Linked DNA regions of Mus musculus: region 2 is linked to region 1. The links are chromatin loops, found by intact Hi-C in ENCODE. Cell type or tissue: left cerebral cortex. All regions are shown on one strand. Links, peaks and the distances in the headings refer to the core of each region. The heading gives the core; the rest is flanking DNA. Region 1 has its middle 75 kb from the start of Gm35970. Region 2 has its middle 110 kb from the start of Dock1.

Evidence for each region. Peaks named below come from ENCODE experiments on the same cell type or tissue, not always from the same donor. Only the 100,000 strongest peaks of a DNase experiment are listed, where the experiment ranks them.
Region 2: it touches region 1 in a loop (2.5-fold over the local background); 6 of 42 quality-filtered maps call a loop at or near these places.

What each region holds. Positions count from the first base shown.
Region 1 is chr7:134,477,882-134,493,765 of GRCm38, reverse strand. It overlaps a transcript of D7Ertd443e not described here. Among named protein-coding and RNA genes, the nearest start is that of Gm35970, 75 kb to the right of the region's middle. In left cerebral cortex, for the core only: no CTCF peak of the experiment used is centred there; DNase peaks (open chromatin) are centred at 4,391 and 7,466; H3K27ac peaks cover 241 bases.
Region 2 is chr7:134,557,475-134,573,358 of GRCm38, reverse strand. No RefSeq gene overlaps it. Among named protein-coding and RNA genes, the nearest start is that of Dock1, 110 kb to the left of the region's middle. In left cerebral cortex, for the core only: a CTCF peak has its summit at 6,847 (motif pointing right); DNase peaks (open chromatin) are centred at 6,836 and 7,189.

The DNA.
Region 1 (15,884 bases), core at 2,754-10,753:
CTATTTTAGGACATACTTTCCAGTTAAGGGCCAAAAAGGGGGAGTGGGTGGGTAGAGGAGTGTGTGTGTGTGTGGGGGGGTGGGGTGGGTATGGGGGACTTTTGGGACAGCATTGGGAAATGTAAATGAGGAAAATACCTAATTAAAAAAAAAAAAAGAAACAGCCTTTCTACCCAGATATAGCTGTCTCTTGTGAGACTATGCCAGGGCCTAGCAAACACAGAAGTGGATGCTCACAGTCAGCTATTGGATGGATCACAGGGTCTCCAATGGAGGAGCTAGAGAAAGTACCCAAGGAGCTAAAGGGATCTGCAACCCTATAGGTGGAACAACATTATGAACTAACCAGTAAGTACCCCGGAGCTCTTGACTCTAGCTGCATATGTATCAAAAGATGGCCTAGTCGGCCATCACTGGAAAGAGAGGCCCATTGGACTTGCAAACTTTATATGCCCCAGTACAGGGGAACACCAGGGCCAAAAAGTGGGAGTGAGTGGGTAGGGGAGTGGGGGGGAGGGTATGGGGGACTTTTGGGATAGCATTGGAAATGTAAATGAGGAAAATACCTAATAAAAAATTAAAAAAAAAAGAAAGAAACAGCCTTTCTGGGGAGTCTGACTTCCCAGATGTGATGAGACCTGCCTACTGGTGGGAATATGAGTTCTTTCCATGTATTCAAGGTCTGGAAATGACCTCCTGACCTGCCCCTCTCCAGAATTTCTTTTCTCTTGCTATCAGATAGTTTTCTCTCAAACAGATGTAGGTCAGAAACCTTGAGGGGTCTCCTGCGGTCAGCTGACATGTTCTATTTTTACAGTCCCCACTCTTCATGAATTCTGTCAATGACCTGAGTCATTGCCACCTGAGTCCTGCCTATGTCTCCTGTGCTAAGTGAAATCTCTGACTTTCCTGAGTGGTGCAATCTGAAAGCCCCCTCATGTAGGGAAAATTGGGATGGTCTTCTCTCATTTTTCCTCTGTCAGGGATCATAGGCCTGTGTTGCTGGATGTACAATGGGGGAAAAACCCTATAGTGTCACAGCTTTTACCTTTTTATTTTTTTATTTTGCTTTGGTTTTGTGTTGTACCATGGCTGAGAAAATCTGCTTTCTCTTCTCCCCCTTTCTCTGTCTCTCTGTCTTTGTCTGTCTGTCTCTGTCTTTACATATGTATGTATGTGTGCATGTTCATGCCACATGCAAATACGTGTGTGTGTGCAGGTGCTTGTGAAGGTCAAAGGTGAGTTGTCATTCCTCTGTAGCCATCTATTTTGCTTTTGGACACATCTTACTAGCCTGGGCTTTACCAAGTAGGCTAGGGCAGCTGGCCAGTGAGCCTCAGTGACCCACTTGTATCCATCTTCCCATTATGGGAATTATAACTACATATTATAATGCCCAGCATAAAAAAATAAATTCTAGGGATCCAACTCAGATCCTCATGTTTTCAAGATAAGCGCTTCACAAGCTAAACCCTCTCCCCGGTGCCTTTACTATGGGCTGTGATGAAGACTTTCAAGTGACTGGGCTCTGTCTTAAGGATCTGAGAAATAAAAGCACTTAAACACTAAGTGCTCAGGCTTCATGATGATTTGTTTCATGGAGTGAAGAGGTCACAAAAGACCAAAAGGTAGAGAAACAAAAGCTTTCTTCTCCTGGTTATCAAAAGGCACATGGCAGTGTCACCCAACATCTAGCCCAGCTGACAAGATAGCTTTGACTTTGAGCCAGATCAAAGTCTTAGGAATCCTGGTTTGCTTCCTCAAGTCCTGGCCTCAGAGCGATTTTTTTTTTTTACTTTACTTTATTTTTTATTTTTTGCTGGAATAGCATGTTGGTGACTCCTGCTGTAACGTAGACTCGAGCAATCCAGGTCAAGCAACTCAAGATGATCATTCTGTTTCCACTTCAGACCTTTCCCTCCTCCACTGTCCATGGCTAGTTCAGAAATCTACAGGCTGTCGTATTTGTCTATGTGTGGTGCTGGGAATTAAGCCTAGGACTGCTGAGCTGCACCTCTGGTCCTGGCAGGACTATACTTTAAACATGAAGCCGTGGCCTGAAGTTCTAGACCCATCCTGTCTCCACAGGACCCAGTGGAAAGCAACAAAAACACCAGTAGAAACCACTCACTCCATTGGGAGAACTGGTGTGCAAAGAGTGGGGGAGGTGTATCAGCTGGCCAGGCCAGGATCACTGTGTGTGTGTGTGTGTGTGTGTGTGTGTACCTCAGTGGAGGCAGAGATGGAACAAAGGAGACTGGTGTGGCTGATCCCTGAAAAGCCTCATTCATCTTCGCCACAGCTGTGTGAGACACATGAGCCCCATTTTTACTTTGTTCCAAAGAGAAAATTCTGACAGGCTCAGAGAGTTGATGCAAGTGTCACAACTAGTGCGGATAGGAGAACTCTGGCCTCGTGATGTCCTACTCTGAAGTTTGTGTTTCTCATGTGGTGCTCAGGAGGAGAAAAGAAAGAGGCAAGGTTCCCCTCCTGACAGCAAATGCCAGAGAGGTGACCCAGGAGTCCTCATAGACACAGGGTCTGATGGCAGAGGCCAGGTCAGGGTCTCCCACTGCCCTCCTTCCCCAGGCATGATTCTTGGTCTTCTCTGTTTGCCTGGAACTTTCATCCTTCTAATTTTGCTGCCCCAGTTTCTTCTCCTGCAGTGAGCATAGGAAGTGAAGGGAAAACACTCAGGCTTGCCTTAAAATATCTACCAACCAGCAGAAAACATGAGATAGTTTAAACATAGCGTTTTAGAAGTTTGTTTTCCAAGGAGGTGATAGTATTTAAAAGCTATAATGTTTATGATGTGTGAAAAGAAAGTCAAATTCTGTCATGCTGATTCTACTGTAAGTAGTCCATCTAGAATTCTAGACAGCTCTCACAGCTTTAGCATAGAGTTCAGCAAATTATTTCTAATAGTAAATGTGGTAGTTTGGTGGCAGGCTACATTTGATTTGCGAATTGAAATTGCTAACCCTTACTTTAGGTGCTGTGTAGAATGATCTAAATAACTTTGGTGCTATCTATCTATCTATCTATCTATCTATCTATCTATCTATCTATCTATCTGTGCATGTATGTGTGTATATATACACATGCATATATTATATATGTAAATTTATTAATAATAATAATACATCTATATACACACATGCATATATATATATACACATGTATATATATATATACACACATATATACATATACATATAATGTTCTATGTTAAAATATAAACACCAGGGTTGCTAAGATGTCTCTGCAGATAAAGGCTGTTGTTGGCAACTTGACTACCTGAGTTTGATCTCTGGAGCCCACATGATGGAAGGAGAGAACTGGCTCCTGCAGACTGTTCTCTGACACACCCCACCCATACAATAAAAACATAAATGAAAATAATAAAATTATGTAACCAATACTAGTAACTCATATGTACATATCTTCTGGTAGTTGGACAGTGGATCACGAGACTATAATTACAATTGTGGACAAGTTCAATACTGGACAAGTTCAATATGGAGGCATGCAACTTAAATTCCATGTGGAACATTGTAAGAGTCCAGGTACTTGATATTATTGATTTTGGCTTATGAGGGCTTTATTCCTTACATGATAAAGATGTCTTTTGCAAGTGCTAATGAGGGAGGCTGCAGAGATGGCTCAGCAGTTAAGAACATTTGCTGCTCTTGCAAAGGATGTGGGTTCAGTTTCCAGCACCCTCATGGCAGTTCACAAGCATCAGCAACTGCAATTCTGGCGGGGGCCTGGCCTTCTCAGGCACTGCGCACATCTGATGCACATGCTTACATGTCATACATGTAGGGGAACATTCAGACACATGAAATAAAAATAACTAAACCTCATTTAAAAAGGAGAATACTAGGGAGGAAGACACATATTCTAAAGTCTAGTCACATGAAACCAAATAAACTCAAAATTACAGAATTCTTACAAAACAAAGCTTGAAATTGTGTTAACATCTCTAGCATAAATAAATTTATATATGACTTTCTTATATAGTTGTAAGATAAAATAATAAAATATATAACCAGATTCCCCTATGAGCCAGGAACTGCTGGGAACACAGCTGTAAAGTCAGGCTCTTATGCCTGCTCATCCTCTGGTGGGGCAGCTGGTCAACATCTACACAAAAGCGTGAATGTAAAGAACCCAACAGGGGTGTTCAGAGATGGAGACCATGTGCCTCTTGTAAGTCTGGGAGGATTTTAAGGTTCAGTGGGAAGAGTGAAGCATGGGCTAAAACTGGGTAAGAAGAAGATGTTTCTGGCAAAAAGACTTAACAACTTCCAAATAGTAGTTATTCAGGTCAGGGGAACCTAAATAGAGCCCAGCAGTCTCTCTCAGTTGAAGAGACTGGAATTACAGCTAGAATTTGAGGTCACAGTCCCTGAGAAGCAGGAGACAACACAGAAATAGCACCAAAAAGTTGCTTCAGGTCTCCTTGAGTCTGGCTGAAAACCCACTTGTGCATTGCTGGGTTGTAGAGTGGCTGGCCAGGAAAAGAGCAGTTCCTGATTGAGCTGTGAGAGGAATGGTTCCTAGCACCCTCGAAGGGCCATTGTCCCCTCAGACCTTCAACCATGTGGAATGTAGAGACCTTGTTGAGTTTGCGAGCAATTCAGTAGAACCCCTAGAGGTCATCCCTTTGAAATGTGTCTAAAGTAGTCTTCAGACCCAAACCTCAGACTCATCTCACTGCAATTATAAAAACAACCTGAAAGAACCAAATTCTTCGTTAAGTAGTTTAACTGGCTAGCAAAACAAAGTTCAATGTTCTTTACAAGACTATAAAAAAATTAGCAATGGATAATGTAACATTTACAATATCTAGTACCCAGTCAGAGATTATTAGACATCCAAAAAAATCCAAAAGTCTGACTCATGATCAATATAAATGCTGGTTAATAGTGGTGTTCATTGAAATGGTGGAACTAGCAAACATGGACTCTTACAAAGGCTACCACTAATCTTGCAAATGTTTTGTTTCCCCTTTGAAGTCCTTAGATTTAAAGGGAGCCATCAGCATTTTGGAGAGATAAATGGATGATCTATGAAAAAAAAAAAAGCTATGCAGAATGATTGGGGAAGGAACAAAAGGAAGTGGACTGGAAACTTTACTGGGTGTGATCAGCTGCAGGCTTGATACTACAGAAGGCAAGATCATTGAGCTTCCCCCCAAACTCAGGATGAGAGAAAAAAAAAGTAGAGGGATCAAGAGAGAGGCAAGTGAGAGACTACACACAGGAGACAGAGAGCAGAGTCTCAGTGATAAGTCTGACAATGGTAAGAGTCTAGTGCATCATGAGAGCCTCAGAAGGGGGAAGAAGGAAGAAGGGGAAGAAAGGTATAAGGAGATCCTGGCTCCAATGTTTACAGTTAATAGAATATGCAAAGAACCACCTGCCAAGCATATATATTCCCCAATGGTAGTGCACAGGATAGATCAGCCAGGGTGTCCCAATCCAGGGAAAGTGGGTTATTTTCCTGTGGTCACCCTATGCTGATGCCTGAAGCATCCACCTTTCTTTCTTAGGGCCAGGGTTACATCAGCACAGTGCTTGACAGAAGACATCTTGAGCTTGGATTGTCTCTTAAAAGATAGGAACACACCCTGGCAAGCGCCGTCTGTACTTGTTTTGGATTGTTGTGTAGCAGGTCGGTCTGACAGTTGTGCAGACTACCGGTCCTAGTGTGTGTTAGATGGGTCCTCTGTACAGAGAAGCCCTCACCATTCTGAACAGGTGTCAGCTTCTCACCAGATGCTTAGGGACCACGTCCAAGGTAATTGAAGAAATTTAGTTTCTTGTTGCAGGACCAGAGTTTCCATTTCCTTGTGGGTAACAGGCAAAGATCAACTGCCAGATGCCATTTATAGGGTCTTGCCATGTGGCTCTAGCCAGAGAGACTAGTTTGTCCTTTGAGAATTACTTATTTATATTTACTTATGTGTATGTATCTGAGTTAGAATACGTGCTTCACATGCATGTAGGAACCCTCAGAGGCCAGAAGAGGACGTCCGATTCCCTAGAACTACAGTTCCAGGCAGTTGGGAGTCACCATGTGGCTACTGGGAACCCAACCTGGGTCATCGGAGAGATCTCTGGTCCCTTGTTTGCCCTTTCCAAGTCGTCTGGAAAATCTTTCTGTATTGAGTCTCTCTTGACTTATTTACATTTCACATGTTAAGTCAGGCCCACCTGACATAGTCTCCATTTCGACTGATTCGGTGACAACAAGTTAGTAACCTCTGTATCACCAGTGACACTATTTTCTAATATGACATAGTTTAGCCATAGGAGCTGGAGCCTGCTCTGTCTGTAGCTACTGCTCAGACTCACGGAAAGGTAAGTATGCAAGGTGTTTGTTCACATAGAAGGTAGGAATCTTAATGGCTGTCTGAGTTCTTTGCTTTCCAACTAAGTCTCAATTATTTGTTTACTTAGAGAAAAATAAAGGAGGTTCTGGGACAGGGTGGAGTCCACTTGTGATCCTCATGAGGAAGGGCTTCATGTTTTGCTCCATGGGACCTTGTACTTAGTCCTGACACCGGATCGGCCTTGAATAGAGATACTTTAGGAATCTGTCATAAATAAATGATGAACAAAAGCTCATTAAATGCATCTTGGGTGCAAACGGGAAGTCAGGGAAAGTGACAGTTACTGCATAGACGATGTCTTCTCTGACTCAGTGCTAACAGTTGACTCCCTTGCACGCTCAGGCTTTTCAGTGATGAGCAGACAGGCAGCAGGATGATGGACAGTTAAGTACCAACTCTAGTTTGCCCAAGTGAAGCTACAAAGCAGAAGTTGCCTGTTTGATTATCCTTTTTGTTAATAGGATTCCAAAATAGTGAAATAATCTCAAGTCCAATTCACATCCTCTCTCTGTCTCAAGAAGACAACACAAAAATTGAATAGCTTCAGCAAAACCCACAATTTGGAAATGACAATGTGTCTAAGGAGCAAATAGAGCCGAAGGAAAATGGACAGGATAGTTTCTCAAAGCGTATAGCAAATAGCTTGCTGCTTTTTATGGAAGGCATGAAGCTGTTCTGAGATGAAGCAGCCTGCAGCCAAGAGCAAGGGACAGAGTGGGCACCTGCACAGGGGCCCAGATGCCTCTAACTCAGCCATGTGCTTACAGGAAGTTTGTAAAAACTGTGATTTTAGCTGCAAATATGTTCATCTTTTCACTGATTCATCCTGGGTGCCACCAGCCTCTCTGCACTGTTCTTTGCCCATTGGCTTCTCAGGATCCTGCTCTGTCCTCTGCCTGACATTACTCTCCAGTCCCTGAGTAACTCAGCCTGTTGAGTGGCAATGAGCCAGGTTAGACATGCAGAAAGGTTTCCATGGGTGTACGGGAGGGACACGTTCCCTGGGACATGGCAAACTCCGATGGCTTTCTCGTGTATACCACTGTCCTAGGGATTCAGGAGTGCAGATGGGAAGGTTCTCCTAAGCAGTCTCAGAATAATGGCTGCTTGTATTGGGCTGTGAAATTTTTTTTGACACTTTCGCAAAATGATATATATGAATTACAACATTAACTCTTGTGTGGAATCAGCAGAGTGACAATTATGTGCCAGCTCATCTATGGGCACATATGCTTCATTCTTCCAAGAATAATGGGCTTGCTGCAAGAAGCAACTTTAACTGTCTTATTCCTATCCTTGAACATGGTCATGTTCTGCCCATGTCCACTGCCCCTGGCTTGCTTGAACGTACACAAGGACTGCAGAGGTGGCTTACGGTTTCCCAGCTTCCCTGCTTTCTCTACAGTTATTTCAGCATGTGTGGTTGCTCCACCCAGGGAAGGAACGTAAGCATGTTAGCCAGACTTTCCATCCCTGTTAACCAGCAGCCAGCATAGCCCAAATCACATAAGCATACAGGAGAACAGAGGCTAGAAGGTTGGCGATGTGGGGGATTAGCTAATGGGTACAGAGCAGAAAACATTCTGGAAACTGATAGTGGCTATATCAGATACTTTTCAATTTCTGTGACAATGCACCATGACCAAAAGTAACTTAGAGAAGAAGGCTTATTTGAGCTTACAGTTCTAGGACAGCATGATGGCAAGATCTTGATGGCAAAGAGAAGGAGGGGGAAGAGGAGGGAAAAGGGAGAGGAAGAGAGGGAGGGAGGAGGGGAAAGGGAGAGGAAGAGAGGGAGGGAGGAGGGGAAAAGGAGAGGGAGAGGGAGAGAGGGAGGGAGGGAGGGAGGAAGGGAGGGAGGGAGGGAGAGAGGGAGGGAGGGAGGGAGACAAAGAGAGAGGGGGGGGCTTGAAGCCATAAACTTTCAGTAGCCCCCAATCCTGCACCTGTGATATACCTCCTCCAGCAAGGCTCCACCTCCTAAAAGCTCTGTATACTTCCCCAACAGCTCCACCACTAAGTGCAGGCATTGAAATACATGAGCCTATGGGGGGCATTTCTTATTCAAACCGTAGCAGTGGTAATAATGGCTGAATGCCATCATGGGGAATCTTAATAACTTTTAAAAATGGTTGCAATGGGAGTTGGGGAGATGGTATAGTTGATGGAGTGCTTGGTTGTATTAGCCTGGGGACCCGAGTTCAGATCTCCAGGACCCATATAAAACCTCTTTATGTGCTATGGTGAAGGGCTACAAACAGGTAGATCCCTAAAGCTCCCTGGCTAGCCAGGCTAGCCCAACTGATGAGCTCAAGGCTCAGTGAGAGAGCCTGTCTCAAAGCATATTGAGGAGGATGATTAAGGGAGGCGTGTAAAGTTGATCTCTAGCCTCCATGGGTATATGCACACATGTATACCAGCACACACATGAAAAAGTGTGTGCACACACGCGCACACACATATATAACTGCAATGGTGAATTTTATGCTATATATGTTTTACCACCATAAGAAATCATTTGAGATGGCAACATTAAGCCAGTGTGGAGCTTCTGTGTATACACCCTTGGGTAAACACACAGGTCCCACACACACTCACAAAGCTGGCCTTCCACTCACTTGTGCTTAAGGTACATGAACTCTAAGCACACATCTTAATCCTCCATTGTAGGTTTTTCCGGTGGGTGGTAAGATACCCAAGGGCAACCTACTGACTGGGTTTATTTCTTATTAGACATGCTGGTTGAATTCAACCCTGAGCTAAATCGGAGCTTATTCAGGATATGATTTTTTTTAAAAAGCTCATCCTTATTAAAAATAAAATTTGCATACCTCAATATTCATGGATTTTAAATAGAGCATAGTTCATTTTGTTTGGGCAGATGCAGACAGTGATGAAACCAGCACTAAATTGTGATCTGAGACATTTCCACCAACCTGAAGTTTCCTGTCTTGTGCTCTCAGAAACCTCCTGCCCTCCACCATGACCCAGGTGTGGTCTCTCACCAAACATGAAACTTCTTGATTCAGCCAGACTGGCTTAATAACAAGCCCCAAGCCACTCCTATACCCATCACCTGGGCCCTGGTATTACAAATGGACAAGGCTGCTGCATACAGCTTTTAATTTGAGTCCTGAGGACACAAAATCAGGTCCTTATACTCATGTGGCAGGCACTTTATGCCATGAGCCACCTCCCAAACCTCAAGTATGTTCGTTTTATCATCACCATGACAAAATGCACAGCAGAAAGAATTCAGGAATGGCAAGATTGGTTTAGTTCAGGTTTCAGAAGTCTTGGTTGATCATGGAAAGGGCATAGCAGAGCAGAGACTCACATAAGGACACCCAGAAAGCAAAGCAAAGTGATTAACAGAAGCCAAAGACAGGATATAGCCCTTGAGGACACCACCTCTGTGACCCACTTCCTCCAATCAGTTCCCCACCACATGACAATCTAGCCATATTTTATATTCAACACTAGATTAAACTCTTTAGTAGGTCAAGCCCTCATGATTTAATCATCCCTGGAAATGCTCTTGTAGACCTGCCCAGAAGGGTGCTTACAAATCTTCCAGGAGCCTCTTCATCTAGTCAAGTTGACAGTCAAGATGAACCATCACTCCAAGTTTCCAGGGCAACTTCTTATCATCATCGCCAAATCAATCTTTCTCTCTTGAGACAGCAGAAGGCTGGATGTTTTGGAGTCCTGTTATAGGCAAGTTTGCCTTTTAGTCTGGCCTGAATTAATTCTGAAACTGCCCATCAGCTTTTAATTTCTCCATTATCTGTTGCTTCAGAGAGCTCACCACTGCATTGTGGCTTTCTACACTATAGATTTTCAGCATGATGCCTTCAAGTAATGCTGTCGTGGACTGCAATACAGTTACATGCAGAAGGAGCTCAAGATGAAGTTTGGTGCACAGTAGGAACTCAAGAATACTTCACTATAGACCACACTATTGCTGACATTGTTACAAACAACAATATTAAAAATGACTATTCCTTGCTGTGAAGATGGAGTTGTGGTAAACCCTTTCTTCTGGGGTTGCCATGGAAATCATATAATACCTCAGAAGCATTTAGCACTGCTCGGTTCTTGGTAAGCCCTCTGGAACACAGCTGCAATCATTTTCTTGTGAAAAACCATTAAGGACCAAATTGTGCCTCCTCCAATAAGTAGAAGGTATCTCTCCCCCTAATTCTCAAAAAACTTGAAGTCAGGTATGAAAAGGGCTCTCTTTAGATTGCTTTCTGTAAATCTGGTTTTTACACACACAAAACCAAGACAAGCAAACACCACTCAAGCAGCTACTTGCTTAAGATGTCAATCTCTGCTGCTCAGGCCAGAGGAGGAGTTCCATGCAGGCAGATCAGTGAAGGGCTTAGAATAGCCCTTATCTTCCTCTGTGATTTAGACTTTTGTCTTTGTTGCTTTGAATGCAGAAAAACAGCAACAGTTGAGTTACTAGTCATAGATTGGAAAGGGCTATTGAACTCTCAGAACTTTCTGGGATATTCCAAAGTCAAAGTGACTTCGCTGTATTTGATTCTCATGTAGTTCCCATTGTAAGGCTGGGGGGAGGAGGCAGTCACTGGGGAAAGCAGGAAGTGGTACTAAATGATTACTGGGAGAAAAATTTCCTCTTGGTACAAGAAACAGATTCTGTCCCTAGAGCCATAGCCATCATCTCATGGAAAGTAAGGAGAAAGTAGAAGAATAATAGCAGACATGATAGAACATGGTGGAACATGATGGAAAAAATACTTAAGAAATCAGGGAATATCACCTGAATACAGACGTTTAGTTAAACTTGACCTTGTAGCAGGGTCATTGACATACCCGCACTTTGAAATGATTCTGACCAACATGCCTGGTACTTGTATAGAATTTTCTAGTCAATCGTTCTGTTCTTGGCTGCTGTCATTTCTACCTGTTAACAGACTGGAGCTATCTTCCCCGGTGGGAAGATAGAAGAACTGTGTTCTTTGCAGACCACTTTTCATTAGGTAGCTGCGGAAGAGCCTGAAGACTTTAATGTGCCTGCCTCCAAGAGGACGGGTGATGGAGATGATTACCCCTCTGATTCGATGCCTTCCCAAGCTGGAGCCCTGCCAGTTTCTACCTTTGCAAAGAAGGTTGAGGGAAACGCAAGGAGAGGCTGAACCTCACCATCTTCCTTCAGATCCTAACAAGGGAACAATCCCCCATTTGCAATCAGATAAGGGGAATTATCTCGGTAATAAAAGTCAATTGAGAATCTAAATGAAAAAATCTAATGCTTTTCATGCTGATTTATTTTAGATTAGGAAAAGCTAAAGCAGAAGTAAACACGAAGAGACGGAGCATGGAGACAGAGTCATGGTGGAGAGAGAAAGCACAGATTTGAGCGATTATAGGTGCCAAGGTTGCATTAACCAGAAAATACACTGTCTGACGTTAATTACTGTTGCAAAAAGACTTCAGGAGATTGAAAACAAATATGTATCACCGGTAAAGATCAATCATGCATCTGAGAGCCCTTGCTAAATGGTGGTCCAAGATGACCCAGCTACCCCACCCCATGTACTGCCTGCCCCCTAGTGGAACTTTCTTTTTTTTTTTTTTTTCCTCAAATAATTTATTATTCTTTCTATCAATTTCATTCCACTGTTGTTCTTTACTTTCTTTTTTTTTCCATTTTTTATTAGGTATTTAGCTCATTTACATTTCCAATGCTACACCAAAAGTCCCCCATATCCACCCACCCCCACTCCCCTGCCCACCCACTCCCCCTTTTTGGCCCTGGTGTTCCCCTGTACTGGGGCATATAGAGTTTGCAAGTCCAATGGGCCTCTCTTTCCAGTGATGGCCGACTAGGCCATCTTTTGATATATATGCAGCTAGAGTCAAGAGCTCCGGGGTACTGGTTAGTTCATAATGTTGTTCCACCTATAGGGTTGCAGATCCCTTTAGCTCCTTGGCTACTTTCTCTAGCTCCTCCATTGGGAGCCCTATGATCCATCCATTAGCTGACTGTGAGCATCCACTTCTGTGTTTGCTAGGCCCCGGCATAGTCTCACAAGAGACAGCTACATCTGGGTCCTTTCAATAAAATCTTGCTAGTGTATGCAATGGTGTCAGCGTTTGGATGCTGATTATGGGGTGGATCCCTGGATATGGCAGTCTCTACATGGTCCATCCTTTCATCTCAGCTCCAAACTTTGTCTCTGTAACTCCTTCCATGGGTGTTTTGTTCCCAAATCTAAGGAGGGGCATAGTGTCCACACTTCAGTCTTCATTCTTCTTGAGTTTCATGTGTTTAGCAAATTATATCTTATATCTTGGGTATCCTAGGTTTGGGGCTAATATCCACTTATCAGTGAGTACATATTGTGTGAGTTTCTTTGTGAATGTGTTACCTCACTCAGGATGATGCCCTCCAGGTCCATCCATTTGGCTAGGAATTTCATAAATTCATTCTTTTTAATAGCTGAGTAGTACTCCATTGTGTAGATGTACCACATTTTCTGTATCCATTCCTCTGTTGAGGGGCATCTAGGTTCTTTCCAGCTTCTGGCTATTATAAATAAGGCTGCTATGAACATAGTGGAGCATGTGTCCTTCTTACCAGTTGGGGCATCTTCTGGATATATGCCCAGGAGAGGTATTGCTGGATCCTCCGGTAGTACTATGTCCAATCTTCTGAGGAACTGCCAGACTGATTTCCAGAGTGGTTGTACAAGCCTGCACTCCCACCAACAATGGAGGAGTGTTCCTCTTTCTCCACATCCACGCCAGCATCTGCTGTCACCTGAATTTTTGATCTTAGCCATTCTGACTGGTGTGAGGTGGAATCTCAGGGTTGTTTTGATTTGCATTTCCCTGATGATTAAGGATGTTGAACATTTTTTCAGGTGTTTCTCTGCCATTCGGTATTCCTCAGGTGAGAATTCTTTGTTCAGTTCTGAGCCCCATTTTTTAATGGGGTTATTTGATTTTCTGAAGTCCACCTTCTTGAGTTCTTTATATATGTTGGATATTAGTCCCCTATCTGATTTAGGATAGGTAAAGATCCTTTCCCAATCTGTTGGTGGTCTTTTTGTCTTATTGACGGTGTCTTTTGCCTTGCAGAAACTTTGGAGTTTCATTAGGTCCCATTTGTCAATTCTCGATCTTACAGCACAAGCCATTGCTGTTCTGTTCAGGAATTTTTCCCCTGTGCCCATATCTTCAAGGCTTTTCCCCACTTTCTCCTCTATAAGTTTCAGTGTCTCTGGTTTTATGTGAAGTTCCTTGATCCACTTAGATTTGACCTTAGTACAAGGAGATAAGTATGGATCGATTCGCATTCTTCTACACGATAACAACCAGTTGTGCCAACACCAATTGTTGAAAATGCTGTCTTTCTTCCACTGGATGGTTTTAGCTCCCTTGTCGAAGATCAAGTGACCATAGGTGTGTGGGTTCATTTCTGGGTCTTCAATTCTAGTGGAACTTTCTGTGTTCCCGAGAAATGATAGTTTAGTGTTAGAAAGAGATGCTGTTCATCTCTAACAACATCCATCATTATCCTAATGATAAGACCCAGCCCCAAACCTACCCACTTGGTCTTAGGTTTTTTGGGCTACAAGTAGACTTGGGATAGTCTTTCCTTTGCTCTGATGACTAATCACTACTGGCAACTTGACTGGATTTAGACTCGCTGTATACTTATGTCATACGTTTATAGATGGGTGTTTCCAGAAGGGTTTAAGGGAATAGAGTAGAGCCACCCAGGATGTGGATGATACCATCACATGGCCTGGAGAACCTAGTAAATGAATTAAAAAGGGGAACAAGAGGACCAGTGATTCTCCTTTGTGCCCTAGTCCACCCACCGCCTCACCTTACTTGCTCTTGGGGGTTGGAGATGAGGTAATGCGAAATAAATGGCTCATATTCTGGGAGCAGGTGAGAAGGCTGCAGCAAGCTTGTCTATGAGTTCTTGGGGACACCCTTTATACTCTCCACCCATGTCCCATTGGTTCCATGTAAGCATGTCTTTCAAGTGGCATTTCCCAATTGGCTGGCACTGTCTGTGTCACCAATCTTTAGGCTCTCAGGCAGTCTTCAATTAGGTACTCATGCAGGAGTTGCCTCTGTGGCTTCCTACCCGCCAACGTTTGTGTGCAGGCAGCCACTGCTTTACCAGTGAGGTCCGCTGTTCTTCCTACACAGTCTCATCCCTGTCTGCTTTGTGATTGTGGATGTGATGTGTTCAACCACCTCACGTTCCTGCTGCTCTGTCTTCCTTGCCATGATGGGCTGCATCTCCTCCAACTATAAGCCAAGATAAGCCTTTCTTCATCTAAGTTGACTTTCTTAGCATTGTGTCACTCAATGAGAAAAGTGACCACAACACATACTTGTCTGGAGAGGCAGCTGAGGAGATGGGATGTAGCAGCTGGGTTATATTTAAACTGGAGATTCCCAACCATTTTTTCTACCCTCTTCTCCTCTGTGGTGTGAGTTTCAGTGTCCAAATTGTTGGCTTGATGTTTGCAAAACTGAGGAATTGTCACTGAGTCTATTAGGCAAACATACATCACACACCTGTGGACATAGTATCCTAGCCACAGAAAGGGAAGTTGGGGTCCTAGAGTGCAGGGATGCACTGAGTGTATGAACTAGGCTAGGGGTTGCTTCTGACTTCGTGTTAGTAGGCCTGAAATCATCCACTCTGGGAAGATCTGTTTGGGTACCATCTGTAGGAAGCACAGAAAATTACTTAGAACCTGAGAAATGAAAGGAATTGTAATTTTGCATGGTTTTACCATTGTTTAGAATAACAGTTTCAAGAAGTAGGGCTTCTAACTAAGCAGCAGCAATAATGGACATATGGTGGTGTTTCCTGCTATATTCATGGAGGATCACAGACATTTCTGCATGTTCTCTTGCCATTCATTTGTCCATTTGTTTACTCACTCACTTGTTCTGCTTGTATTTTGGGGGGGCATACGAAGGACCTGGGCTGTTGTAGATTTTGTAATATAGATGTAAACAAAGAACTGACTGATTAGGGGTTAGCTATCATGGGGAGGAAACGGAGCACACACTGATAAATACATTGTATATCTTACATAGTTAAAACAGAACTCAGGAATGTCTGTAATGAAAGCAGCCATCGGGGGCTGCTCACAGGTGATGACTAACATGGCAATGCTCAGATCTCACCTCTATGCAAGACTATGTGTGCTTAAAGTATTCAAGATTGCTAAGAACTTTTAACAAGACATAGTCAGATTAGCTGAGCATTTGAGGTTGCTTGTGACATGCTGTAGTATATAGATGAGCTGCATGCAGTAATCGGGACCACAGGCACTGTCTTAACAGTAACAGATGCCTGGGTTCCATTGCACACAACGTGCTGTGACCTACAGAGCTATTCTCTGATGTTGGCTAATTCAGATACTTCTGACATTTTGATGCTATGAACTACTCTACTCCGGAAAAGCTCATGAAA
Region 2 (15,884 bases), core at 3,683-11,682, 79 kb before region 1:
TTTCAATTTCAACCACTGGTAGATAATTTTGGAGTTGTCAGCATGTGTTTCTGATCATTGACACTAGTTTTTGGAGAGACAAATGCCAGCCTCACCCCCAGCTATCAGACCAAGTCTCACTATGTAACTTAGGCAGACCCTAAACTCATAATCCCACTTCAGACTCCCCAGTGCCAGACGTATAGGAAGGAGTCACCCTCACATCTTAAAAATACATTTTGAACTGCAAAAACCACCTCACTGTCCAAAGAAATTCTGAGGAGATTACTTATATAACAACTAAATAACAATAAGTATTTATCATTATATAATTACCTGTAATGGTGTCTCACCAATCTTAGCAACGGGAGTGTGAAGGGCTCGTATTTGTACCATGACACACAGTGCTAAATCTGGGAACTGGAAAATTATGGACCCAAAATGTCACAGATGCTAATAGATTGTCTCATTATGTAACAAACCAAATAGCTCACGAGAAAGTACAGTGATAATGATGAAGGCAAAGCCATAAAGATTTCTAATTAAAATGGAATAATAACAGCAGCTGAAGACACAGCCATGCGGGGCCATTCTGACGGTTCAGGAATAACAGATCCTTGCAAATTCCCATGCTTAGCAGCCTAGGAAGTATTGTCAAATGGAGGCTGAGCAAAGTGCTTGGTAGCTCTAAAGCCAGCTTGATTTCTGTTTAAAAACACCTTTCTTGGGAAACTCATTCTTATAAGAAGGGAGGACAGGAACTGCCCGTCATCTGCCTGTTAGGAAAGAAAGAGTGTGAGCTCACTCTCCAATTCTCCTTCCACCTCTTCCTGCTCTCCTTTCTCTGGTCTACAGTCTTCTGTAACCTATACGAGAACAGCATTCATAGATGGCGTGATGATCCTGTTATTTAGCTAGGCGATAACATGAGCGACAGTTCCATAAACACTTAGGTTACTGGGATCCTCAAGACCTTTGGTGCATCGAGTTACACTTGCCATGATACACCACGTGAGAACTGAGATGCTGAGAGCATTGACTCATTTAGAATAACACTAACAGGCCAGTGCATAGCATCTTAACGTAACACGTTAGTCAAAATAAGCTCCATTTTCCAAGAGAAGGTAGCGAGAAGACCAGCATTGCTGAGCCAGTCTGAAAAATCCGCATAGTGTCTGGTTTAGCAGAAAAGCTTGGTTCTCATATCTGCCGCTTCCTGCAGCAGGCTGTAATATTTGGCTGAAGCAAATGGGGCAAGTTTGGCCTCAGTATCTGGGGGAAGGTTTACCACCCCAATATTTGTCACTGGTCTTTGATACTTTGCTAAGAAAGAAGGTACCAGTGTCCCCAAAGTTAGTAACAGTGTGTGATATGAAATGCCAAAGATGCCTTTGTTCTCCCTTCTATTCAAATACATTTTTCTATCTTGGAATCTTTTTACCCATGGAAAATTTCTGTAACACCTTGCACTAGCCAAAGGGAGAACAATCATTTCCTATCAAGATGGCTGACACAAGTGTTGACATGCTTCATTAAAAATTATTGAGTATTTATCTTCAGCACTGATGACATCAGAGGGTATTTCACGCTGAGTGGAAGGAAGGCTGTCCAGCCTGTGGCAACATATACATAATTCCCACAATCCACTTTTCGTCTCAAAGCCTCCACTTTATCTTTGACAACAGATAATCTCAGTTGTTCTCCTCCAACTGGCAGGCTCACCTGGTCCTCTCCTGAGAAAGGGCAAGTCTAAGAATCTAGTGTGCTTTTTAGATACACCAAGAGTGTTCCTTGGGAATGTGACTAGTTTAGGGCACAAGTCAAATAATTACTTAGGATCTTTTATTCCAGACAGCTATGGGATTGCAGTACACAGCATATGTATTTTATGTGTGGTTCCTAATGTTGTCATAAGGGATATTAAAGCACATCATATTAATTTGAAAGGAATCACCAAGAGCAATTTCCCCTTCTTTCTCTGCATGCAGCAGCAGAGAGCAGGATGATCTGGTCAGGTGGACACGTGGCCACTGACTTGCTTGGGAGCCAGAGGGAAACCATGAGGGGGGAGAAGAAGGTGAAGAGGAAGAGGAAGTCACCATGAGTTAGGAGTCAAGAAAACAACCCTGAGGGCTGGCCAACTAGAGTTAAGAGAAGCCCGGATGAAACATAGCAAAAAATAACTCAGGATTGTTGATATGAAATAGATTTTAATAGCATAGAGGATAGACGTCTGCCCAGCTCTAGTGCTGATTAAGGTTTAAGGTCGTGAGTGTCTTTTACCTGGGAACTAAATGGCCAAAGGTGGGGTAGAAACCCTGGATTGGGATTAAAATTTTCTACAACAAAATACTGCTGTTTTTCACCTTCAATACAAACAACAGTGTCCGGAACATTGCAGATAAGTCTTTGGTGGGGCCATGACTGTTGTTTAGTGTTTGGACCTTCAGATTAGAAATTTAGGGGGAGGAGAACTTGATATTGAGCCAAAGCTTTGAGTATCCCCAGCAAGCTCTCTACTCACTGAGCTGTGTTCCCAGTCCAGATCCTGTGGGATGCTCATTATCCAGAGGCTCCAGATGTCTTACTTTCTAACCTTCTGAAGCAATAGTAAAAACTTCTTTCCATAAGTTCAGTGTATATAGACTCACCTTCTCTCTAAGATCTGTTTATAAGCCCACATCAACACTTCTGAGCTAACCTTGTCATCTGCGGAGATGTTTCTCAGTGAGGTCAGCCATTGTGCTTGGATCCAGCCAAAGCTGACAGCTGGTGCTCATCTTTCCTGTTGTGAATGAGGGCCCTTCATGCAGCTTAATTTGTGCCTTATCTTTTGAAGATTTTTTTTCCTAGTTAGTAGTTTTGCTGTTCAGAATGACCCAGAAGAAAACTATGAACTGCTTCACCAGAGAAACCATGTTGATGAGACAAAGCTCTGATCTGGCCTGGCTTGTTACTGTTGGCCGTGTTTCACATTACAAATGAAAAATGCACTAAGAAGTCTTTGAGCAGAAACACATGTAAGGCAAGCTTATGTGCTGATCAGTTGATGAAAATGGATCATTGAAGGCATGCAGGAACCCCACTCTGCCTGACTTGCACTGCTGCCGACTAAGCCGCGTGTTAACAAGTGAAAGCAAGTATCAGGCAAGGTGTCTTTAAATAACCACAGAAAGCAAGCTCATGTGCTGCTCAGTTGAAATGCTATGACCTTGAGCTTGCAGGAACCCGACTTTCTATTTCCCTCCGGGACAGTGATTTAGTCTAGAGTCAGTGTTCAGTGGTTATCGTGAGTAATAAAAACAGGTTCAGTGTTCCTACAGAACATGGCTGTCATGAGTAATAAAAATGGCTATCTAACATAACATGTTTCTTCTTGGCCATCCCTTCATTAGGAAGGATATGCCACCCTGTGCTTCAGTAACAGCATGCCCTCAATCTTAATGTCTGAGAGTGATAATGATTTCTTTACTTTTATATTCTTTAAAAAAACCATTATGTGTGTGTGTGTGTACGTGTGTGTGTGTGTGCGCTAAGTGTGGATCTACGTGTATATAATTGTGAACATATTCTTTTGAGGCAGGGTCTCTCCCTGAAACTGGAGCTCATAGTTTTCTGTTTTGTTTTGTTTTGTTTTATTTGTTAGGCCAAAATCCAGCAAGTTCTAACAACACCCTTGTCTCTGCTCCCAGAGTTAAGATTATAGCTGTGCACAGACCATACTGAGCTTGTTATATGGGAGCTGGGATTTGAACTCAGGTCCTCATGCTTGTGCAGCAAGCGCTCTCAAACTCTGAACCATCAACACTGCACTCAGAATAATTCCTTTCATTTATAGTTCCTTCTTCACATTGGCTGTTACTTCTAGGGCCTTATGCATGCTTCTTTCCCTTTGTGACGTGGGCTGGCTCAGATCCCAGTGTTTAAAGCACAAATGGTCACCCTAGCAGCCAACGTTAAAGTGTTCTTCTGCAGAGCACATTGTTTGAGCTGTTGTTTGGCTGAAGTCCTAGATTCACACTAAATTTCCAGAAGGGAGCTAAGAGCAATCCTACCTGAAGCTGTTAGGCCAACTGCCAGTCATCTAAGTAGGGTGCTCTCTCAGGTATGCTTCAGAGCAAGTAGTAGATTCAGCCTTAGTGATCTGCTCAGACAGGCGAAGTAAGGGAGGTAGGGTCACCTTAGGGATGTGAGCCTGAGCTACACACTGTCAGTTGTTATGGCTAAGATTCAAGTAAAGTTAAAGAGGGTTCAGGAAAGCCTAGATAGTTTGTTCATAACTCTTTTCCCATCGCCGGTAAGAAAAAAGAAATGCAGCTAATTAAACCAGGGCCTACCATCTACTATGAGGCTCATCTTCACTTCAAGATTAAAATGCAAAAAATACTAAAACCCAAATATAGAGGATGCTGGAGAAAGTGCTGAACTTTAATGTAAAATGTAATATAAACCATTCTAATTTGTGTTCATAGCTTGCTCTTAATAATGTTATCATCTCAAAGTATAATTATTATATCTATAAGCAGTCAATTTTGGGCAAACTTGTTGGTATGTTATTATCTCAGTTTTTTATTTTGGTAAAATTCACGTTCATCATTAATTATAAAACCTGTATTAATAAGTCCCATATACTATTCACTCACACACCCCAAGGGTAACACCTCATCTAACTTTAGTACAATGTCACTACAGGGTGCTGACATTGGCATGATGTCCAGAGCTTGTCTGTGGTGTATGTATCTGTGTAGGTCTATGTAACTACCACCCCCACCCAATATACAAAGTGCCGGTACATTTTATGCGACACTACAGTACATGTGACATGTAGGATCTCAGACTTTGAATTGATGACTCATATAAGCCTTGATCGTTGACATCTTAAAATTGATAGTCACAAGCTTGGTTCCCTGGACCACAGGAAGTACTTTGGATCATTTTGAGCAAGTAAGATTGGTGAAAATAGGAATTCTCTGACTGGAAACCCACAAGATATTTGTCAAAAACATGTTTAGAAGTCTGTTAATTTAGATTGAGATCACTGAGTTGGAGGGGAGTGCGAATGGCCCCCATAGGCTCATAGATTTGAACAATTTGGTGTTCAGTTGGTGGAACTGTTTGAGAAGGACTAGAAGGTGTGGCCTAGCTGGAGGAAGTGTGTCCCTTGGGGGTGCATTTAAGGTTTCAAAACCTCACACCAGGTCTAGTGTCTCTCTCTTTGCCTGCTGCCTACATATCAGGATATAAAGCTCTCAGCTACTGCTCTGGTACCACGCCTATCTGCTTCCTACTATGATGATAGTGGACTAATCCTCTGAAACTGTAAGAAAGCCTCCAGTTAAATAATTCCTTTTATAACAGCTGCTTCTGTCAATGGTATCTCTTCATAGCAATAGTACAATAGCCACGACAGAAAGTTTGGAAAAGAAAAAAATAAGGGGCGCATACGATGGCTCATCTTTATCTCTCTTTATTTTGGGGTCTCAGAGGAAAGAGGACATGAGTTTGATAACATGAATGTAATTTTAAAATGACTGTTACCTTCCAGTCTCACCGAGCGACATCAAGGTTGTACAATAGTGTACATTGCAGTTCACTCTCAGTGCAATGCCCATGTAGGGACTGCCTGCTGTCTAAGAGACTCTGCAATGAGCCCTTTCCCATGCTGCTTTGCTTGGTTGGAATACTGACTTCATAAGGTGGGATCCCATTATGGCTTGAATGTGAAATGTGCCTTGTAGGCTGATATGGTTGAAAACTTGGTCCCCTGCTGGCAACAAACTGTGGGAGTATTGTGAAACCTTTGGGAGGCAGAGCCTTGCTGGAAGCTCTGTAGCCTAGGAATACTTCCTATCTAACTGTAGGTACAACGGAGCCAGCTGATCTTCTGCTCTGCTGCCATGCTCCCCTCACCATGATGGACTGGTCCCTTGAACTGTAAGCCACACTTACCCTTCTTCCCTTATGTTGCTTTTTGCTAGCTATTGTTTTACAGCTATGCTCCCATCTTCCTTAGTTATTCTTTCTGTTGTTGTGATAAACACTATGACCAAAAGCAACTTGGAAAGGAAAATATTTATTTCATCTTACAGCTTGTATTTCATCATGCAGGGGTATCTGGAGGCAGATGAAGAAATGCTGCTTACTGGCTTATTCACTCTAACCTGCTCATCCTGCCTCCTTATATATACCAGGGCCTAGGGTTGGCTCCATCCACAATGGACCAGACCCTCTTGAATAATCACTAATTAACAAAATGTCCTCCTGAATGGAGAACCACAATTTTCAGTTGTGGTTCTCTCTTCTCAGATAATTCTCAGATAATTCTAGATAATTGTGTCAAGTTGACAAAACTAAACAGAGTTCAAATATAACCAGGACACTCATAGCTGAGTGAACTTATTGGCAAGCTGTAGACTGACTCTGTGTGACTCTACCCTTGTCATTTGACCATCAAGTGGCTATGCCATGTCCTACCTTAGCTCCCTTTACTCCTAGGTCTATATTCTTTGCCCTGGATAATTTCTTGATTGTGTTTTCTCAGCAGATCAGGGGTGTAAACCATGAAAACGTTGCATGTCCTCTTCCCTCGTCTGCCAGATGTCAATTCTCAGTGTGACACAAGGGAACGGTGTCTGAGCATACCTGACATTTCCACCTGGTGTTACGTCATACGTCAGTTGCTTTGATTTTCATCTCAGAGTCTCTTCTTTAGGACTGGGCACATGTACTTTTGTGGACTTCTGGACTCCCTGGGACATCTAGCTTGGGTGCACTGAGTGTGACTGGAGTGTGCCTTGGTCTTCCCAGGAAGTGAACAGAAGCAGGCATTGCACAGGGCAAATAAATGCAGCTACCACCAGGGGGCACTCTAACCTTTATGTGGTTTGTACCTGGAGGTACAAATGGCCCCATCACCTTCTCCACAGAGGAAGGTAGTTTCTCTGAGATTTACGGTCTCCTTTGGCTCAGACACTGCTTTGTGAGGATAAATCTCTGTGGTTTCTACATGCTATGGAATCCGTATGCGCTCTGCTGGCATATTGCAGTTGAAAAAAAAAATGAGCCTCTTGAAGGCATTCCCCCTTGTATCTTACAGTGATGGATGACTATGGCTGAAGCTGTCTTTTCCCAGAGCACAAATGCATTCCGTTGTTCTCTTTAGAACCCACTGTTCAATTGATTCCGACACTAAAATATAATAAGTGGTGTCAGGGAAAGGTTGGTGGGTGGTTTGGAATTGTGAGCCGAATCCTCTGCCTTCTGGCCCTTGCTGAGTTTAGTTAAATGCAGTGTTCAGGTGCCAGTCAGTAGCTCAGTCAAGTGGAAGGGGAGCCAGGGCTTGGGATTGGGGAGTGAAAGATTGTATTATGTAATGGAAACTACTTTTATCTCTAGCTGCCCAAATGTAACTGGCTTGAAATTCCTCTGACCAAGATTGTGATGTTGGAAAATGCAAGGTGATTTGGGCCTCACAGAAGGGATAGCCCAGCCGAGTCTGGGCCAGTGTGTTTGTAGTTTGTTCAATGATTTTCATATGCTGCCTGGGCAGCATCCTTTGTAATGAATCCCAGAGTGGAGGCAGGGCATGGATGGCTGAAGCTGGACAGTAGTGTGTATCTTGGTTCTGAGACAGGAGAGGCCAGGCTACCAGGCAGTGCTCCATCCCTTATGTGGGTTGACATATGGTGTGTTTGATATTCTCACCAAACTGACTATCAAGGTCCAGCTATCAAAGTGTTGAAGTCCAGCAATCAAAAGCCCCTTTGGTTCACCTAATTAACACATCCAACCAAAAATAAACACCTTATCCTAACATGGGGTTTCCCCTTGTCTCTTTATAAACTGCCATTTTCCTATGTGCCATGTCTGGGTCCTCTATCCAGAGCTAGCCCTTCGTCTCACTCTGGGTCAAGCACCTCATCCCTTTCTTCCTTTCTCCTTTTCTCCCCTCTCCTTTATTCCCTCCCCTTCTCTCTCTTGTTCGATCTCCTGCTTTTGTGCCTTATCCCTGCACTCTGCCTCCTGGGGCGACTAAATATCCTTTTACTGAGAACTTGGATTTGGGGGTCCTGGGCTGATGCTTTTCCTTTCAGAGGACATGGGCATTTAGTTATTTGTGGGCTGGCCAAAACAGACCCAATTTATCCAGTAGATAGATTTTGAAGAGGAAGAGATGCCCCCCTTTTTTTGAGGAAGAGATCTTAACACTGAGAAAAGTAACCATGAATGTTGAGGTTGGCCATGAAAGGCTGGTCCTGATCACCAATGGAGGCAATACAGCTAAATGTTTTTTACTTACAAGAAACAAAACAAAACAAAAACAGTTTACATTTGGAAACTTGTCATCCTGGTCCTTTAATAAGAAATATCTCTATAGCATCTTTGGTTCTTCTCCTGCGCTGACAGAGCCTATGTTCTAGGCAAAGAAGCACAGACCCCACACTACATTAGAGAAGTTGATTCTTCTAGAGGAAGAGTTTCTTCCTTGGTGCAATCGTGTATGTGCACATGCACATGCACACACACACACACACACACACACACACACACACACACCTGTGTACATGCGCATACACACATTCATACTTGTCAATCTACATTTTGCTTTCATAAAATTTTGCTTTTACCTTCTTTAATATGTGACATATATTGTCTCTTCCTCCAGTTAACAGTCATCATCAATTGCCCTACCTCCTATAAACAAAAAGAAACCCAAGAAACCCCATATGCCCATGTGCTCATACTGCCTGCTGGTACCAGGCCACGTTTCAGAAGACCAAAACTAAAACTCAACTGTGCTGGTTGGTTTCTTGTCAACTTTACACAAGTTGGAGTCATCTGGGAAGAGTGACAGTTAAGAAAGTTAAGAACACATGCTCCACTATGTTCATAGCAGCCTTATTTATAATAACCAGAAGCTGGAAAGAACCCAGATGTCCCTCAGCAGAGGAATGGATACAGAAAATGTGGTACATTTACACAATGGAGTACTACTCAGCTATTAAAAACAATGAATTTATGAAATTCCTAGGCAAATGGATGGATCTGGAGGGTATCATCCTGAGTGAGGTAACCCAATTACAAAAGAACTCACATGATGTGTATTCACTGATAAGTGGATATTAGCCCAGAAACTTAGAATATCCAAGATACAATTTGCAAAACACATGAAACTCAAGAAGAACGAATTCCAAAGTGTGGACACTTAGCTCCTTCTTAGAATTGGGAACAAAACACCCATGGAAGGAGTTACAGAGACAAAGTTTGGAGCTGAGACGAAAGGATGGACCATCTAGAGACTGCTGCACCCGGGGATCCATCCCATAATCAGCTTCCAAACACAGACACCATTGCATACACCAGCAAGATTTTGCTGAAAGGACCCTGATATAGCTGTCTCTTGTGAGGCTATGCCGGGGCCTGGCAAACACAGAAGTGGATGCTCACAGTCAGCTATTGGATGGAACAGAGCCCCCAATGGAGGAGCTAGAAAAAGTACCCAAGGAGCTAAAGGGGGTCTGCAACCCTATAGGTGAAACAACAATATGAACTAACCAGTACCCCCAGAGCTCGTGTCTCTAGCTGCATATGTATCAGAAGGTAGCCTAGTTGGCCATCATCGGGAAGAGAGGCCCCTTGGTCTTGCAAACTTTATATGCCCCAGTACAGGGGAACGCCAGGGCCAAGAAGTGGGAGTGGGTGGGTAGGAGAGTGTGGGGGGTATAGGGGACTTTTGGGATAACATTTGAAATATAAATGAAGAAAATACCTAATTAAAAATTGGAAAAAAAAAAAAGAAAGTTAAGAAAGTCTGTTCATTAGGCTGGCCTATAGGCAAGTCTATGAGGACATTTTCTTGAGTAATAATCAATGAAGGAGAGCTTGGTCACTGTGGGCAGGTAGTCCTAGTAGGAATAAAAACGGTAGTAAATGTGAGCCCCAGAAGCAAGCAGCATCCCTTCATAGTCTCTCTGTTTCAGTTCCTGCCTCCAGGTTCCTGGCCTGCCAGAGATCCTGTTTTGGTTCCCCTCAATGATGGATCATGATCCAGATGTATAAGCCAAATGAACCCTTTATTTCCCAAGCTGCGTTGGGTCTTGGTCCTTCTCACAACAATAGAAAGTAAAGAAGGATACCTGTCAGCCAGCTGAACAGTTACAGGGTCTAACCAGCAGCTGTATTCATGAGCTCTTAGGTATCCAAAGCTGATATTGACATCTGTAGCACCTTTTACTCCGGTCCCTACTAATACTCCAGGGCAGCTTCTTGGTAAATTATGTTGTCTATAGAAAGCCACAAGTAGTGGATTATATAAATGGATTAATAGTGATTTATTAAAATCCTACTTTGAGAGGCTCAACCCATAGACAAATGTATTCAAGCCAGATACTCTTAATAGGGGCTCTCTCCATAGAATAGATGGCTTACCTCCCCTTCCCCCCACATACTCCATCCTGCTTCCAGGAGCTTTCTTTACAGCAAATCCAGCAGAGTGGCAGGGACAATATCATCCAGGCACAGTATTGTCAGTGGGAATTATGAAAGTGTGTTTCATGCCCTCAGGAGTCCGCACTGGCTTTAGTGAAGCCCCACTCAGATCTGTGATCTCTTGGTGTGTTGTTTAAGGAATGATTGTCATTCCTTTAAGGGAACTCACAGAGACCTAGATCAAGGTGGTCCTGCATTCATGAAAACCAGTTGGGGTTCCTTGTTGAGGAGGGAGTATATTGAGCATAAAGAGCAGCCCTGGGGAAGCTGGTTCCATGCCTGTGAGTCTCCATTTCAAGATGTTAGCCGCTGAGCTAATTTCTCTGCCGTTCTGATCTTTTGTCAAGAACACCAGGAACACTTCAGACACAGGCAACTTTGATGGACTTTCAAACCTGCATGCCCTTTCTTTAATACTATATTACAACCAACCATCCCGTATAGACATACTTTTCATTTAGGAAGTGTCAACCATAGAAGCCACAGAGGAAAAGAAATCTAAAGGCTGCTGATTGGGAACCTAGAGCTTCAGGCATCCCAACAGTCAGTCCACGACAGGGAAAGATTGACAGGCAAGTCCCTTTGGGTTCCTGGTGGGAAAGATCCATGAATGTCATGCATTTGTGGTCATTTGCTGTCACCATGAGCTTTCAAGAAATTCAAAGAAATAAATGATTGACAAAATTCATCTAAAGGGTTTGTTAAGCTCGAGATATTTCCAAGAGACTTCTCTGTAATTATAACTTCTGTAGTGGTTTAATGTTTATGGTAATGGTACATGGTCCGGAGGTATTTCTGGTCCTAAGCAGGATAAGAATCTGCACCTTGTCTGTACATATATGTAATATGCAGCACAGCCTAATGACACCCACCTCTAAAGCTCTGATGGAGGCATCTGCCAAGAATTCTTATTCTCCTGCTCCACCCACCTGTCTGATGGACACCTAGGACAAGGCACTCCCAAACCTGAATGGGTGTCCTCCCTTGAATCTGTTCTTCCTGTAGGTCCATAGTCCATTCCTACCTTTGACCTCTGCCCTTGTAGAGATAGCTTCTTCCAAACCCTTAGCTCTGTTAGCTTGTAAAGTATTTTATAGCTGCTGAGACACATGCTTTCTCAGACCTCCTCAAGCACCCCAAGCCATTGAGAGGATACTGAACTCAAAGGTAAAGCTAAGTGAAGCCATTTTCAATTTTCTAAACTTGGTCCAGTTTTGTCCAAAAACACTGATAGAGATTGCCATGTGTATGGATGCGGTTCTAGCATGTCAAGGCCTGTGTGTAGCCAAGGAGAAGTTAGGGGTGGATGGAATGCAGGAAGGACTAGCACTGTGGAATCCCTCTTCCTGCTAGGTCTGTTTGTTTTATAAATTGATCACCAATATATTGTCCCGAGGACATGGACACCTTTAAAGGATGCACCTTGTTATTCAGAAGCTGGTGGCATTTCCTATGGGTCCCCTCTGACAGGTGTGAAACTTGTTCAGTATGTAGATTTGAGTGTTTCCTGGCTGCCTTGGTCCTAAAGAGGAGGCTCTCTCAAGAAGCAGCCTGAGAAGTATGTATTTGGAGTTGTTGCCTGTTAAAGTTTGGGCATCTATTGAATATGTATGTATGTATGTATGTATGTATGTATGTATGCATGTATGTATGTGTTCATGGAGGTTGCCTGTGTATGTGTGGGTGCTCATGCAAGCATGTGCCCATGCATAAGGAGGTCAGAAGACAGCTTTCAGTGTAATTCTTCAGGCACCATTCAGATGTACTTTTGGGACAGGGTCTAACTAACCTGAAAATCACAGATTGCTTGGCTAGGCTGGCTGGCCAGTGAGTTCCAGAGATCCACCTGCCTCCATCTCCCCTGCACTGGGGCTATAGATCTGCATTGCCAGCATGTTCTGCTTTTTACGTGGTTGCTGGCACTGAAGTTGTGCCTTTACGTTTGCAAAGCACTTTACCAACTAAGCTGTCTTGGTGCAGAGGACATTTTTTATGGTCTCCAGTCCTCTGATCCTTTGTATGGTGTGAATGACAGAGGAGATAATAGAAAGTCCATAGCACGCAGGAACTTCCAGTCTGTTTGAGACCCTGTGTGCCACTGACTATTAAATGACTTGAGCCTTGAGTCCTTTAAATGGTTCAACACACGTCATCACTTCTCACAAATGCCTTCCACCTCGAGCAAGATTAAATGAGTTATTTAATCTACTTCAAATTCAATTTTGTTTTTCTCATTAAAGAAAGCAGTGGAAGAAAGAGTTGAATTTTAATTCTTACTTTCATTTAGCATAAAGGCCAAGGACAAGAGGGTCACTCTGTACTATTGAACCCTGAGCTACAGTGCAGATCACTAAATGTCTCCATACGCTCCATATGCTCTAAACACACTTCAGTCTGTCAGTGCTACCAAGACTCACGAAGACAGAGATATCAAATCTGGGGCTAAGGGAGATGATGGTTGTCTTAGTTATTTTTCTGCTGCTGTGGTTAAACACAATGTGTACAAGCAACTTGATGAAGAAAGGGTTTATCTGACTTAAACTTCCACCTCCCTGTTCATCATTGAAGGAAGTCAGGACAGAAACTTAAAGCAGGCAGGAGCTTATAGGCAGGAGCTGATACAAAAGCCATGGAGGGATGCTGCTTACTGGCTTGCTCCTTCTTGCTTGCTCAGCCTGTTTTCTTATAGAACCCCAAACCTCCAGTCCAGCGATGGTACCACCTACAGTAGGCTGGCTTTCCCTATCAATCATTATTAAGAAAATATCCAAAGGCCTGCTTACACCCAGGTATTACAGAAGCATGTTACCAGCTAAAGTCTTCTCCTCACAGATGACTATAGTTTGTGTCAAGTTGACATAAAACTGCCCAGCATAATGACCTAAACATGATGATGGCAGCAGCTCAAGATTCTTCAGGACCACATCCTGTGCCAACATCCCCTATGTTTCCCCCTCTACCCTTGAAGTAATTGGGACATTGGAGGATGGAATCTGTGGAAACAGTTGCTGAAGAGATGACTTGAATAGCACTTGCTATTTATATGAAGGCTCTGGATTCCGTTATCAGTACCCACATGGAACCTTACAACTGTTAGAAACTTCAGTGTCTGGGGATCCAGCACCCTCTGTTGGCCTCTGCAAACACTAGACATGTGCTCAGTGCACATACACACAATAAAAACACTCATAGACATCAGTGAAAATAAGTAATCTTTAGAAAAACTGTAAGGGTAGAAAAGAGATGCAAGAAGAGAAAGCAGGAGAGGAGAAGCCCTCCCAGGTGTGCCTGCAGGCTTGCCTTCTAGGTGCTCCCAGCTCCTGTCAAGTTGAGAGGCAACGCTAACCTTCACAGTGGTCTTGTACCTTAAATTGGGATTCAGCAAGACAGTCACTTTGTTGGTGCTAAGTGTAGGCAGGGAGTCTGGTGAGCAAGAGCTCGGTGATGGGAGGGAAGCTGAGTCACACTGAATGCTGCTTGTCCTGTACTATTCCCCTCAAAGGGAGTGTCTGGCTTTTCTTCAGAAGCCCATTCTACCCCCTACTTCCATCTGACCAATAGAAGTTCTAGGATTACAGATGTATACCACTACATCTGATTCTACATGGGCTCTGGGCATTTGTGGACTACAGTGGCACTCTGTGGAGGCACAAAGCAGAGAACAGGGTTAGTTGCTGGAGGCCTAGAAGCTGCTCATAATTATCAGTCTTTGAGAACGAGTGACTGATTCCTCCTGCACTCTCCATTCTGTTTGTTACCGGTTTCGTCAGCACTGAGCTGCTCGGATTCCAAACAGAATTGGACAAATGGGAATCCCTTGCCCAGGGTGAAAATGAATGTACTTCTATGGAATCCAACCCTGTCAGGCAGCTTTGACACATTCAATCAACCACCAAATAACCCATAGAGATTTCAGACTCACAAATAGACTTCTGTGCTTTTACTTGATAGACTCTCGTCTTTTCGCTTTATGTGTTCTTTGCCCTGAAGAATATAAAATATCTGAAAATTGGTCATGTATATGGTAAACCCTCCAGTCAGGTAAGGGATATTCCCATGACAGATGTGGGCTTACAAAGCAATCTTCAGAAGTAGAAGAGAGAATGATTGGCTGAGGGCACTTGAAAACAGAAATACGATTCATTTGTTAGAATGTTTTCAAAGGTTATTTAGCAGGAGTTGTGAAGAAAAGCACATAATTGGTAGTTGCAACAAGCTTAAAAGACACAATTATTTTTAATAACATATCCATACCCAAACTCTTATTTAACAAATAAACAGAAGTCATAATTGCTCTTGCTAGAATTTGTCATAACAGTTTCGTAAAGTACACAATTAACCTTCATGACAGCCTGTGATGTGAGGTTTATTTTATTTTACAGAGGAGGAAATGTATCGTAGAGAGGGCATATGCCTTGCTTTAAGTCATTTGGCCAGTTAGCGGTGGAATCAACTGCACTGTATGACTCCTAAAATCCTTCTTGCCATGTCCATATTTTTTTTCTAGAAAGTTGTCATTAAATAGAATAGAAGAGAATTTCCTTTTTTTTAAAAAAAATTGAAATTATTTTAAAGTGTGGTGGGAGTGGGTTCATGCTTGCTCCTTGTACATGTGAATGCCAGAGAACCGTTTGAGAAGATAGAGCCCTTCTGCTCTTTTGCGTATGTCAGGCTAGCTCTGTGAGCTTATGGGGATTTTGTCTCTGACCCCCATCTCACTGTGGGAATGCTAGAATTTTCAGAGGCTCTGGCTTTACACTGGTTCTGGGTTTCTAAAGTCAAGCCTTCACATTTTCGTAGCAAGTGTTTACCCACCGAGTCATATTCCCAGGCCTAATTTCTTTATTTTTGTTGAGTGGTGATAGTGGCTCAAACAATTGTCTTGGCAAAACCTTAAGGTCTGGTAATGTATACCATTCTCTCTCACCTTGCATCGTTCATTTTATCCCAGTATCTGTTGTTCAAAGACTGAGAAAACCCCATGAGAACCCAGGTCAGAAGAAGGCCGGTATCCCCCCACCCCCAACACCTTTTAAGTTTATCCACCAACATCACTATCTAATTGGGAAAAAAAATCACGAAGTGTGCCTAGTCTTATTTTTTTTCTTTTCTATAATGAGTTGTCACGATTCCTTAAAATAGAAGATAAATGTCTCCTAATTGAATGTGTGGATAATGGAGTGTGTAATAAGGGACCATCAGGGACTCAGGACATGAATAAGCAGTTTGATTCCCCAAGAAGAGAAGCAGTACTGTGTACGTCTCCTTTTGTCCACGGCTCACACTACAGACACATGGAGCTGGTAACAATGGCCTTTCCCAGGTAACTATTGCCTTAGTTTCTTTACAAGCAGCTATCATGAAACATCTTGGCAAAAAACAACTTCAGTGAGAAAGGGCGTTTTCAGCTCCTAGGT